Regions from separate parts of the Homo sapiens genome. Here region 1 is linked to region 2. The links are chromatin contacts, found by Hi-C or POLR2A ChIA-PET in ENCODE. All regions are on one chromosome and are shown on one strand. The core of a region is the stretch at or near the end of the contact, and the rest is flanking DNA. Distances in the headings are between cores, read along the strand shown. Region 1 overlaps PIAS1 (protein inhibitor of activated STAT 1). Region 2 has its middle 94 kb from the start of PIAS1.

Evidence for each region. Hi-C counts contacts between places; a loop is a spot of excess contacts on that map. ChIA-PET counts read pairs that join two places held with the same protein, here RNA polymerase II (POLR2A). Pooled maps may share reads with other maps.
Region 1: a loop to region 2 is called in a pooled map, with 2.0 times the contacts of the local background. The contact joins two enhancer-like sites. A Hi-C loop is called at or near these places in 1 of 37 single-sample maps with no recorded cell type and 2 of 50 pooled maps. POLR2A ChIA-PET finds 5 or more read pairs at or near these places in 3 of 52 experiments (GM12878, K562 and activated T-cell).

The regions. Positions count from the first base shown.
Region 1 is chr15:68,111,616-68,118,213 of GRCh38, forward strand. All of the region lies in intron 2 of PIAS1 (protein inhibitor of activated STAT 1), which reads left to right. Among named protein-coding and RNA genes, the nearest start is that of PIAS1, 61 kb to the left of the region's middle. Within about 2 kb of position 2,901, at least 3 of the 41 ENCODE cell types and tissues checked have a DNase peak (open chromatin) inside an H3K27ac peak, as active enhancers do.
Region 2 is chr15:67,956,639-67,963,401 of GRCh38, forward strand. No RefSeq gene overlaps it. Among named protein-coding and RNA genes, the nearest start is that of PIAS1, 94 kb to the right of the region's middle. RefSeq lists enhancers at 5,088-5,137, 6,339-6,508. Within about 2 kb of position 5,178, at least 4 of the 41 ENCODE cell types and tissues checked have a DNase peak (open chromatin) inside an H3K27ac peak, as active enhancers do.

The DNA.
Region 1 (6,598 bases), core at 1,651-4,150, 150 kb after region 2:
GAAATAGTATCAGAGGAAAGTACAGGTTGCGTTGAAATAAATGCATAGATAATATTTAAATAATATTGAGGTGAGGAAGGAATTTTCCCTAGCGTAAAACTACTGAGAGTTCATTAAGATTTTATTGTGGAGATTCAAAAAGAAAGGTTTATTATACTAAACGGGAAAATGAATAAACTAAGGGGGAATATTTGAAATATGACCATAGTACATATTTTAATATAGAAAGGACTGTTAGAAACAATTTGTGTGTGGATTGGGGGTGCTTAATCCTACCTGGCCATCATACAGTATTACCCTAGTCCATACACTCTCCATACACTTTCTTAGGTGACTTTTGTATCTTATTCTCTTACTACATACTTCCAACAACTGTTGTTGAGCCGTAACTCTTTGGTGATTACTTTGCGTTTTATTTCTTCCTCACTGAGAAAATGGAACCAATCAGAAGATAACTTATAAAGGCTTCCACCAATATATACCTTATGCCCATGTGCCTACATCTCTGTCCGTTTACCGTATATGTTTTCTTCTGTAACTGAGGGTGAATGCTCTGGTATCTGTACTGAGACCAGATTCTACACTTGCACATTAGATCCTACTCACTTGCTTATTCAAGGATATTGCTTAGTAATTCTTTCTCTGCTACATTATCAATTTTTTGCCTCTTTACTAGCTCAGTCCCCCATCTTAAAAAAACTACTTTTCTCCTAATTTCCCTCCAGCTACATCCCTATTTTCTTTTCCTTCACCACAAATTCCTTTCCAGAGATGTCTCAATTTACTGTCTTTGATTTCTTTCCTCCTTTCTCTCATGAACCCTTTCCAGGTAGGTTTTTGACTAGCTCATGCCAAAGAAACTGTTGTTATCTAGGTCATCAGTGACCATTATACCACCAAAAAAAAGTAGTCATTTCCCAGTTTGGAAGAATTAAATCTTTTTAAAAAATGTAAAGAATGCCTACTACAGCCTAATAGGGTGGTTCACAATACAGAAAAAGGCCAATAAGGGTATGAAAAGTAGTCAATTTCTAGAAAGTCAAAGAAATGCAAATTTAAGACAATAAGATGTTTCTTATTCACTGTCCAGTGTCGGCAAGGAAATCTAGAACTCTCATATACCATTTGGTTATGCAAATGAAAATTGGTACATTTCTGGAAGCAATTTGACAATTTTTACAAGAGCTTTAAAATTGTGTTCGTCTTTTGACTTGCCCATTCTGTTTCTAAGAGTATGTCTCGGAAATAACACACAAATGCATGATGCATCCACCCACATACAACCAGGGAGGGAAGGATTCATCAAGGCATTAATTCTGGAAGGGAAACATGAAAATGACCTAAGTGTTTGACAATAGGAGATTGGTTAAAGTATGCTACATCTATATGGTAGAATACCAAGTAGCTACTTAAAATGATGACATTGGTTTGTTTATTTATTTGAAATTATTTTAAACTTTTTTCACATCAAGTTGCCATTAAAGATATGTTTATTAACATGGAAAGACTTTAATATGTTTTAAGAAGTGTATTCAATGCAAATTTTGTGGGGAACAAAGTATATTACATGCATGTGGTTATATGTGTGCACATACATAGGTACATATCAATGTATGTATAGGAAAATGCCTAGAAGATTGTATACCAAAATGTTTTTCAGCTGCTGTCAAGTAGTACAATTTTAGATGTTCTTTTAAAACTTGGAATGCTTGCATTAACAACAACAAAAAAAGAAAATGAAAGTTTTGCAAAAGAAAGAAAATCAATATCCCAATTATAGTCTGCTTACTTTTTCTGGTTTTACATTCAAACATTGATCATTAGACTTGGTTCATAGCTGGCTGGCTTGAACTGACCCAGTCCTGTTTCATAACCCTGCTGGACTTAAAACAGCCTAATGGTCTGCCAGCTGTGAGAGAATAGATGAGCCAGATAAAGTGTATTTACCATACTTTTAACTCCTGAGCTGCTTGGGAGTCTTTATAGACTCCTTTGATTAAGTCTACCAGGAGACCAGCTACTAACTCAGTAAACTAATCTGAGGAATAATGTAAAGTTAGAATAACTAGGATAGGTAGAGTTAAACTCCAGAGAAAAAAGGTGATGAAAAGTATAAGGCAAGCTTATTAAGGATGGGCTTATTAGGAACCTGATAAAAGGATGTGATAAAAATGAAATCAAAGGGTTTTACAGTGCTAAAGTTTAATAGTATTACATGTTGGAATTGTTTCCTGTTTCTTAGTATAGGTAATTTCTGTATGAATGGAAAATTCATGTGTAATTTTTGTTGTACTCCAAAGAACTTTAGCCACAATTTATTGTGAAATATTTGCAACCTTGAAAATTCAGAAATCTAGCAATAGGATCTCTCTCTGTCTCTCTCTTGCTCTAGCAAACGACTGCATATATTTCATACACACACACACACACACACACACACACACACTTATATACATGTATAGTATATTGGTTTTGTATAAGGTATAAAAAGCAAATTATTATAAAAACAATACATATGCTCAATGTGAAGAATTTTGTAAATAAAAGTTACAAAGGAGTCAATTTTTGCTGCCTTTTTCAATCTTTCAACGCATAATATGTAAATTTGCTTATTTATGCTCTATACTTCATGTTTATATCTTGTCTTTTTCACTTAATATTTTATGACTGTATTCTCATATCATTAAGTATTCTTTCCTTTAAAAATTCCCATTTAAAGATAGTCAAAGCAATATGAATTTGTTAATGATTTAGTATATGAATTGGAGAAAACATATTTTCTGCAGTCTTCTTTCTTAATGGGAGCTGACAGCCTAATGATGAAACTATATCATTCCAGCTATATTTTAAAAAATTACATAGTTGTCAAGTTTTTGTTTGACTAAGTCAGAGGGTTCATTAAAGATTGTAAGGCTGACATTCGTAGATAGGAACTTTAGTTTCACTTTCCCTAAGACAGCAAGAAATATTCTATAACAGAAAGATGACTATTTTTAGCTTTTCTTTCTGCTGGTGAGGTGGAATAGCAAATATTTTTAGAGCAATTGAAAGTACAGCCTCTTAGATTAGCTCAGTGTTTCTATCATCAGAATCTCAATTATTTTATGTATCTAGATTTTTTTTTTACTTCCAATGTTTTGAGTTTATGTAAATTGCAACATGATTCGTCTTTTTATTTTTGATCTAGTTCGTTTCTCTGTGGAACAATATAAAAGATGAAATTTCTAAAACCTTAACTTTTCTTTCTGCACTTTTTATGTATTTTGAGTTGTAATTATATTCTGCTTATTGTGGGCAGTTCTCTTCTTTCTTGGAGATGAAACTTTGATAATTAATACTTACGGGGAGATGGTGTTACAAATCTTCTCTCATAATAGGCTCTTAATATTCACAAGAGAGATCCCCCATGACCATTGTAAGTACCCTTAATTATGAACACCACTAGAACATTTCATCTTTCCCCAAAACGATGCCATAGGATAAGTGAAAATTTGAGGGACTTCTGTTTTTACCCTTAATGAAGGACATCTTGGTTGCTTCCAGGTTTTGGCAGTATAAATAAAGGTGCTGTAAGCATCCATGTGGAGGGCTTTATGTGGACATATGTTTTCAGCTCCTTTAGGTAAATACTAAGGAGTGTGATTGTGGGACTATATGGTAAGAGTATGTTTAGCTTTGTAAGAAACTGTCAAACTCTCTTCCACAGTACATGGTGCTATACTGTAAATGGTATTTTTTTTATTTCAGTTTCTGATTGTTTGCTGTTATTATATGGAAATACGACTGGTTTTTGTATAGCATCTTCACCTTGCTAAATTCGATTGTTCTAGAAGCGTTTTGTAGATTCTATTGAATTTTCTACATAGGTCATATTTTCTATGAATAGACAGTTTTACTCTTTTCCAGTCTTGATGCATTTTTCTTGCTTTATTGTGCTGGCAAGAACCTTCAGTATAATGTTGAATAGAAATGGTAAGAGTGGATGTCACTGCCTCATTCCTAATTTTTGAGGGAAAACATTGATTCTTTCACGTCTCAGTAAAGTGTTTCCTGTAAATTTTCATAGCTGTCTATTATCGATTTGAAGATGTTTACTTCTATTCCTGGTTTCTGGAGAGTGTTTATTAGGAATGGTTGTTGGGTTTTTGTCAAATGCGTTTTCCTCATCTATTGAGCTGTTAATATGGTGTTTCTTTTTTAGTGCGTTAATATGGTGACTTGATTTTTGAATGGTGAACCAGCCTTGTATTTTTGCAACAAATCTCCCTTAGTTATGATAAATTATTGTTTTTCCATATGGTTGGATTTTATTTGCTAAAGTTTTATTAAGAGTGTTTGCATTTATGTTCATGACAGGTAAATGGTTGGTAATTTTTTGTCTAATAAGGTCTTGGTCTCATTTTGGTACCAAAGTAGTACTGGCTTCATAGAATGAGTTAAGCATTTCTTTCTTTTCCATTTTTTTTTGGCGAGGATGGGGAAGAGTTTGTGTAGAATCAATATTTTTTCTTGTCAGGTAGAATTCTTCAGTGTTTTGAAAACATTTATGTAGGGTTGGTATTATTTTTTTCTTAAGTATTTGGTAGAAGTCCCCCGAGAATACACATGGGCCTAGAGTTTTCTTTCAGAGAAGTTATCAAATTACAAATTCAGATTCTTGTAGGGCTATTCAGGTTATCTTTTTTCTTAAGTAAACTTTGGTAGTTTTTTGTCTTAAGACATTTGTCCATTCTTGCTGAGTTATAAGTTTTTGTCATAAAGGTACGCCAAATATTAATAATATTCTCTTCACATCCATAGAATATGTAGTGATATAACCTCTTATTCCTGATATCGACAATCTATGTCTTTTCTTCTTTGTTCTCTTGATTAGTCTTGCTAGAGATTTCATTTTGATTTTCAAGAAGAAACCAGCTTTTGGTGTCACTGATTTTTCTATATTTTTGTTTTTCAATTTGATTATTTTCTGCTCTGATCTTTATTATTTTCTTTCTCCTGATTCCTTTGGGTTTCATTTCTCTTCTCTTTTTTTAGTTTCTTAAGGTATAAACTGAAACCATTGATTTAAGACCTTTTTTTTCTAATATAGGCATTTTAGAGCTGTAAATTTCTCTCTAAATACTGCTTTAGCTGTATCCCACAACTTGTGATATTTTTTGTTTTCATTTTCATTCAGTTCAAAATATTTTGTAGTTTTCCTTTTGATATCTTTGACCCAGGGGTTATTTAGAAGTGTAATAGTTCCCAAATATTTGGGCATTTTCCTGATATAGTTCTTGTTTTTTAAACTAACACATAAAAATTGTACATATTTATGGCGTACAATGTGATGTTTCAGTACATGTATAAATTGTGTAGTGTTCAGGTCAGAATAATTTGCATGAGGCCTTAAACATTCATTGTCTGTTTGTGATGAGGACATTGAAAAACCTCCCTTCTAGCGTTTTTTTGTTGTTGTTTTTGTTTTTTTGTTGCTGTTTCGTTTCTTGAGACAAAGTCTCATTCTGTCTTGCCCAGGCTGGAGTACAGTGGCATGATACTGTTTCACTGCAGCCTCTGCCTCCCGGGTTCAAGTATTTCTCCTCCCTCAGCCTCCCGAGTAGCTGGGACTACAGGTGTGCGCCACCACACCTGGCTAATTTGTATTTTTAGTAGAGTTGGGGTTTCACCATGTTGGCCAGGCTGGTCTCGAACTCCTGACCTCAGGTGATCCACCTGCCTTGGCCTCCCAGAGTGCTGGGATTACAGGTGTGAGCTGCCATGCCTGGCCCCTTCTTGCTATTTTGAAATATGCAATACATTATTGTTAACTCTAGTTATGCTACCATGCGTTAGAACACGAGAATTTATCTATCTAACTGTAGCTTTGTACTTGTGGACCAATCTCTGCCTATTTCTCTTCCCTCTGTCCTCCCCAGAGTTCTCGTACCCCTATTCTATTCTCTACTTCTGTGAGAACAGCCTTTCAGATTCCACATGTGGATGAAATCGTGAGATATTTGTCTTACTATGCATGGCCTATTTCACTTAATGTCTTCCAGGTTTATCCGTGTTGCCACAAAAGACAGGATTTTATTCTTTTTGTGGCTGAATAGTATTCTATCATGTCTCCATACCACATTTTCTTCATCCATTCGTCTCTCTGTGGACATTTAGGTTGATTTCATATCTTGCGATTGTGAGTAGTGCCACAATAAACATAGTTCAGATATCTTTTTCACATGCTGATTTCATTTCCTTTGGGTGTATATCCAGTAGTGGGATTGCTAGATCATATGGTAGTTCTATTTTTAATTTTTTGAGAAACCTCCATACTGTTTTCAGTAATGACTGTACTAATTAACATTCCCACCATCATTATGTTAAGGGTTCCCTGTTCTCCTTATCCTTACCAACACTTGTCTTCTGGTTTTGTGTAGAGTCAGAGTAGGCCAGGTGCAGTGGCTCACGCCTGTAATCCCAGCACTTTGGGAGGCCGAGGAGCGGGGCAGATCACCTGAGGTCAGGAGTTTGGGACCAGCTTGGTCAACATGGTGAAATCCTGCCTCTACAAAAATTAGCCAGATGTGGTGGTGTGCACCTGTAGTCCCAGCTACTC
Region 2 (6,763 bases), core at 3,928-6,427:
CCCTCCAGGCCTCTGAATGATAACTGCTCCCCTCTTTTGCTAGCCCCAGGGTGTGTCAGTGTCCTTTGGTGGGCTCCCTAAGCTCTGTCTGCACAACTTTGTAAATAGTCCCTGTATTAAACTCACCTCAAATTGTATAGATCCCCTGCAGGGATCCTAAATGAGAATGGCTAGTTTTAGTTGCTTTTAATAATGATCCTGGATTTTTTAAAAGAAACAAACATTCTATAACCAGAAAGATTTCTGAGAATCCAAATAGATACAAGATTGAGCTTAGAAAAATCTAAAGAAATGGTTGTTTAGAATATCCCAACTTGAATTATCTGGCAAATGTACGTATCACAGATATGAAAGGAACCTTGTTTCCCTCCTGAGAGCAAAACCCAGAACCTCCAAGCAAAACCCAGGACCTCCAAAGTCGTCTGTGGAAGGAGTATAGCTGGAGTAAGACAGCAGGGAGAGCCAGGCGCCATGGCTCACACCTGTAACCCCAGCACTTTGGGAGGCTGAGGTTGGCGGACCACTTGAGATCAGGAATTTGAGACCAGCCTGGCCAACATGGTGAAACCCCATCTCTACTAAAAACACAAAATTTGTTGGGTGTGATGGCGCATGCCTGTAATTCCAGCTACTCGGGAGGCTGAGGCAGGAGAATCACTTGAACCTCGGAGGCGGAGTTTGCAATGAGCCAAGATCTCGCCATTGCACTCCAGCCTGGGAGACAAGAGCAAGACTCCATCTCAAAAAGAGAGCAGTAAGACCAGTGGGAGAGGGCAGTTGGCCAGCCTTGACAGTGTTTCCTGAGAGGACACTTCTCACCCTGAATGCTACTGCCTCCTGCCCACAGGGTGTTGCTGCTTCTCTTTCATGCTTTCCCTAGAACTTCAACAACAGCAACAAAAGCTTTATAGATATTTAAGGAGACCAAAAAGGAGAAAGCCTGAGGAAGAGCCATCCACTTAGGCTGCTCCTCATCCTACTGGAATGAGGAAGTGTAGCTTGGATTCCCAGCCTGGCTGACTTCTCCAAGCGTTGACATCTGTCCCACCCCATGGGGCCAACACACCTTCCCAGGCACCTGCCTGAGTTTCTCATCTTCGAAGTGGGCATAATACTATATTGAGAGGGTTCATCTATGTAAAGTGCCTGGGACAGTGTTGACACCCTGTATGTGCTAATTTTAATAGCAGCAGCAGCAGCTGTAGTTATTAGTGAAGATAATGGGTGTGGAACATGAACATTTGTTTTGACATGTAGGGTTGAAATTTATGCCAAGAGCCTCTGCCTAAACCCAAGAGTCCCAAGAGTGTCTGGGATAGACTATGAAAAAGCATTAAAAGCCTGATGTCTGTACAGAGATCACACAAATTGGCCTGTAGATGATTTTTGTTGAAGGGGTGGTGACAGAGCAGTAATAAAAAACCTAAGTTGTTCTTATCCACTGAGTTGAGTCTTTAGAACCCAGCTTAATATTTTCATGGCTCAGATTTATTTTGAATCTTAGCTTTTATTTAGTGCTTTAAAATGGGAGCAGATTGGGCTTACGAAAGGATGCAAAACTTGCCCTGACATTAAATGGCCCCAATTGCTAGCCTCTTCAGTTCTTATATCTCAATTATAATTTTTTATATTATAATTGTTGGCCTGTTTCCTCACGCTATGCTTTTAGCAGCCAGATCTTATTGCTTAGAAAGTGATTAATAAATGTTGGTTCATTAGTAATGTTTGGTTAATGACTGTAAATGCTTTCTCATTTTCCATTTCCCCTCTTTATTGTTAATTGCTTCTAATCTATAAACTGGGAAGACAGATGTCAAATCTTGTAGTAGTGTATGCAGCTGGAACAAGTCAGTACTGGGAAACAGATTATTTTACTCTTGGAGCACCTGCCCATGTGGAGCTCCTTTTGAAGAAAGCCGATCATTTGACCCTGCCACCATGGAGCAGAGATGGACAGCAAACCCAACAACAGTTGGCTATAGACTGAAAGCCAAGGAGTCAGTCTCCAAAGAACATCAGAAACCAATGGAACCAATCAAATCCTCTCTTTTGGAGAGTTTGAATGTGAGTCTCAAGAGGACATCCCATGCTGAGGAGGTTGAGGCTAACCCATGCAGAGATAAGGCAGCAAGCAAGCCCTTAGGTAGAGCGAGGCTGTAGGAGGAGTAGCCGTGGAGGCAGAGTGGCTTTGTTGCCTGATGGTGAAACCTCAGAGTCAGGGGCCACTGGGCAATGCTGCCAGCATGGAGCTACAGTAATTCCAAATGACTCCTAACCATGTCCTGCTGACTTCCATGACTGTTAGAAGGAAAGTTGGTGCTGCCTAGTTGTTCCCTTGCATGTGGCTGTGTGGGCTGTTTTGGTTTATTTGTTTAAGAGGCAAACTGTGGAGAGGTAAAGAACTTTCACTTACTCTAACCAGAGTATCCTTATTTTCTAGAACACTTTTTAAAAATTTAAGCATTTGATATATGGAACCTGGTATAGATATTAAAATGCACTCAAGAGGAAACATGCTTTTGAGCTGAGGTCCTATTTTCCAGCTTCTTTTCCTTTTTTTTTTTTTTTTTGAGATGGAGTCTCACTCTGTCACCCAGGCTGGAGTGCAGTGGTGTGATCTCACCTCGCTGCAACCTCCGCCTCCCGGGTTCAAGTGATTCTCCTGCCTCAGCCTCCAGAGTAGCGGGGTTTACAGGCATGTGCCACCACATTCAGCTAACTTTTGTACTTTTAGTAGAGACGGGTTTTCACCATGTTGGTCAGGCTGGTCTCTAACTCCTGACCTCGTAATCTACCCGCCTCAGGTTCCCAAAGTGCTGGGATTACAGTCGTGAGCCACCATGCCTGGCCAGTTTCTTTTCCTTTTATTTTGGGTCTGGCAGGAGGCTTTTATATTGTCTCCCAGGTGTGAGGACTAGTCACTGTATCATGCTTGTAAAGAATGAAATGGGTTTGGAAAAAGAAAAAAAAAACAATTTCAAGTTGCTACTGGCTTTAAAAATCCTACTCAGAGTATCAGCTAGCACAGCTTTTAGATGCTCAGGTCAAGGTCATGGAATCTCTCTTTCCTCTTCTTTGCTTTCTCAACTCTTCAGGTACACACACCCCCATCCACTTCTTCCACTGACTTCTCAGACTGTCTTCCCTCCTTAACTCTTTCCATTCTCTGTGTTCTTCTGACACAATGTAATACTTCCCAGCACCAAACATTATTACACTGTGTTGATAGATAAAGAACCCAAGGTGCTGGCCTGAGAGACAGAGCCAGGCTCAGTGAGGACATTCATTGCCAGCTGTCATGGGAGAGTGGATGGAGATTGTAGCAGTGGGCTCAAGAAAGTCAGAAAACAAAGGCTTTCTAAACAAGTGGAGGAGAAATCTAGAAGTCATAAAGGAAAAATGAACACATCTGACTACATAAAATATCTTAAAACTATAAGTGGAAAAAGATACCATAAACAAAGTCAGAAGGCAAATGACAGAGTGGACAAAAATATTAGCAACACATGTAACAGATAAAAGGTAAATGTCCTTCCTATACAAAGAGTGCTCTACAGTTTAAAAAGGAAATATGAAAGGTCCAATAGAAAAATGGTTTGAGGTTTGAATAGACAATTCACAGAGGAGAAAATGCATACCTCCAGAAGACATAAAATTATGCTTAGCATTACTTTAGTCAAAGACGTATGACATAAAACAATCAGGTTTTTGTCTGTCAGATTGGATAAAACTAAAATGACAGATAAGAGTAAGAAAATGGCTGCATTGATATAGTTAGTGGAGGGTACATCACACAACCTTTTGGAATAGAGTTTGGCCATGTCAATTAACATTACCATGTGCCCTACTCAGTGATCCAGCAGATCTACTTCTAGAAATCTGGCATACAGAAAAACTCATGCACATGCATAAAGATACATGGATGAGATTTTCATTGTAGCTCTGGGATATAATAGCAAAAATGGAAAACTGAAATGTTAATAAGGGAATGTTTAAATAAACCATGCATGGTGCATGGTTAACCTAGGCAGTAGATAAAAAGAATGAGGTGGCTCTACAGACACTAACCTACAAAGATGTTCATCGTATATTAAGTGTAAAAAGCCTGTTGAAAAATTGGATAAACAGCATGAATCAATTTCTACACTTTTTTTAAAGTATGAAGAAATAGTGATTTATGGGTAGGTATGCAGGGATAAATACAGAGCAAATGGTTAACAGCAGTTTAATCTGAGAAGTGGAAAGTGGGGTCTTGTGAGACTTTGTATAGTTCTTTCTTTCTAAGCACAGTTGAGTTATGGGAGGTTTTGCTTTATGTGTTTTTCACTAACTTTCTAAAATATCTCAATGACAAAATATGGTACAATTGTAAGGACATTTGTGATAACTGATCGATCTGTTATATGCCTATTTTGCTTTAGGCACTGTACTAGAGTGATTCCACAAGCTAATTTTATCTTCATCACTCCCTATGCAATACATATTATTATTAGAACCATTTTGCAGGTGAAGAATATGAAACTTAAAGAGCTGAAGCTACTTGTACACAGACTCTGGCTGTGGTCATGGCTTATAGGCAATTTGAAGCAAAGATGTTGGCAATAATGTAACACCCAGGGTGCTATAAGGACTAGATTGAAAGTCTGCCATCTGAGGAACTCTCTTTAAAGCACATGAATAGTCCTTAAAAACTGGGTCTCAATACATCCTTCCCCAGCTGTGGTCAAGTCCCCCTTCTTTTGGCTTTTGATGTCCTGGCTTTGTAGGCTTGCTGTACTCTAGACAAGGAATGCAAATGAGTGTTGAATGAGAGTAGGGGTTTGAAGTCCCAAGCACTAGAAGGCAAATTTACCTTCCCCCACTTAATCCTGGGTAAGCAAAACTGAATGGTAGCCCAGGTATGTCAGCTGCCCTCATTCTCGGCAACACTTCCAACTCCTTTTCTGCCTCTTTCACAGGACAAATCTCCAGCTGCGAAGTCCCCAGAGACACCTTCCACAAAGCTGGCAGCCTTTGCCCAGGGCTGTGGCAATTACTCCAAATGTTGGGAGAGTCCAAACCTCCTCTTCTAACTTTGTGTATAGGGGATCTCTGTCTTCCATGCTGGGGGATGGGAGAAAGGGGTTGAGTCTGCATAGGGCTGAAGCTGCCAGCAAGAGCTGGGACCCAGGAGAGCAGGCGAGAAGGGAGGGGTCAGGGCAGCCAGAAAACTTGTGGTTCTGAAATGAATCTGCATGAGTCATTTGTTTAAAAAGGGCGGAGTTTCTGGAGCCCCCAGATAATCCTGGGGAATAGAGTAGACCAGAAAAGACAAAATACAATGAAAGGATCAAGGGACAGCTAAATGCCTGAGATAGGCCCTTGGCTTGTGCTTAAATGATCCGTGTAGGTGTGTGTGTGTGTGTGTGTGTGTGTGTGTGTGTGTGTGTGTGTTTAGTGAAGTCTGCCAAGCTCTCATGACTTGATTCAAGTATCAGGTCACCTGTCCCACCAATCAAATATCCTTATCTTTCGGTTGGAGAATCTTCCCTCCTCCCTGATTCCACTCCCCAGTGCAGGCTACCGTCCCAGCTTTGTTAGGGGATAGGCAAATTGCTCAAGATCATTCAGTCTCGCCTACCAAGTCAGGACTGCTTTCCTAGAGCAGTTAGCCCGCCTCAGCTCAGCTCAGGTGGCCTTTGGAAAATCCCTGGCTGTTACCAGATCACGGCCTTCAATTTTTTTTTTTTTAACTGCAACCCTTAGTAAGAAATACATGTTATATCATAACCCAGTTCATAGGTGTGCATGGCCACACATACACACAAACGGACACAGAAGTTTCAACAAACAGTACTTACTTAATACTTAGCCCAATTATCTGATTCTTTTCCATTCTATTCTTTAATTTTTCATTTAAAAAAAATGTTTGTAGGCCGGGTGAGGTGGCTCACGCCTGTAATCCCAGCACTTTGAGAGGCCAAGGTAGGTGGATCGCTTGAGCCCGGGAGTTTGAGATCAGCCTGGGCAACATGGTGAAACCCTGTTTCTACAAAAAAATACAAAAATTAGCCAGGTATGGCGGTGCGTGCTTGTAGTCCCAGCTCCCAGCTACTCAAGAAGCTGAGGTGGAAGGATTGCTTGAGCCCAGGAGGTTAAGGTTTTAGTGAGCCCTGATCACATCAGTGCACTCCAGCCTGGGCAACAGAGTGAGACTTTGTCTCAAACAAACAAACAAACAAACAAACAAAACGAACCAAACAAAAGTAACAACTTGCAATTCATTCAGTTAATTTCAATACCTATGGGTTAAGATGAGCGGATTGAAATACACATTCAAGCCTAATCTCTGAATTATGCAGAGATTTTGAGAATATTCCTTCATTAGCCACAGCCATGTGTGCCACACAGGAGAAACCAGGTTGACGGGCAAGTCGTGGTCCAAGGTCATCCATGGACCCTCATTGGTGAGAGATACTCCCTCACCAGAGAGTTGAGTGTATTGAGTCATATGATGAATGGGGCCACTGTAGTTTTAGAATAAAAATATGATTTATTTTCTTTCTTTCTTTCTTTTCTTTCTTTCTTTCTTTCTTTCTTTCTTTCTTTCTTTCTTTCTTTTTCTTTCTTTCTTCTTTCTTTCTTTCTTTCTTTTCTTTCTTTCTTTCTCTTTCTTTCTTCTTTCTTTCTTTCTTCCTTTTCTTTCTTTCTTCCTTTTCTTTCTTTCTTTCTTTCTTTCTTCTTTCTCTCTCTTTCTTTTTTTTCTTTTTATTTTTTTTGAGAC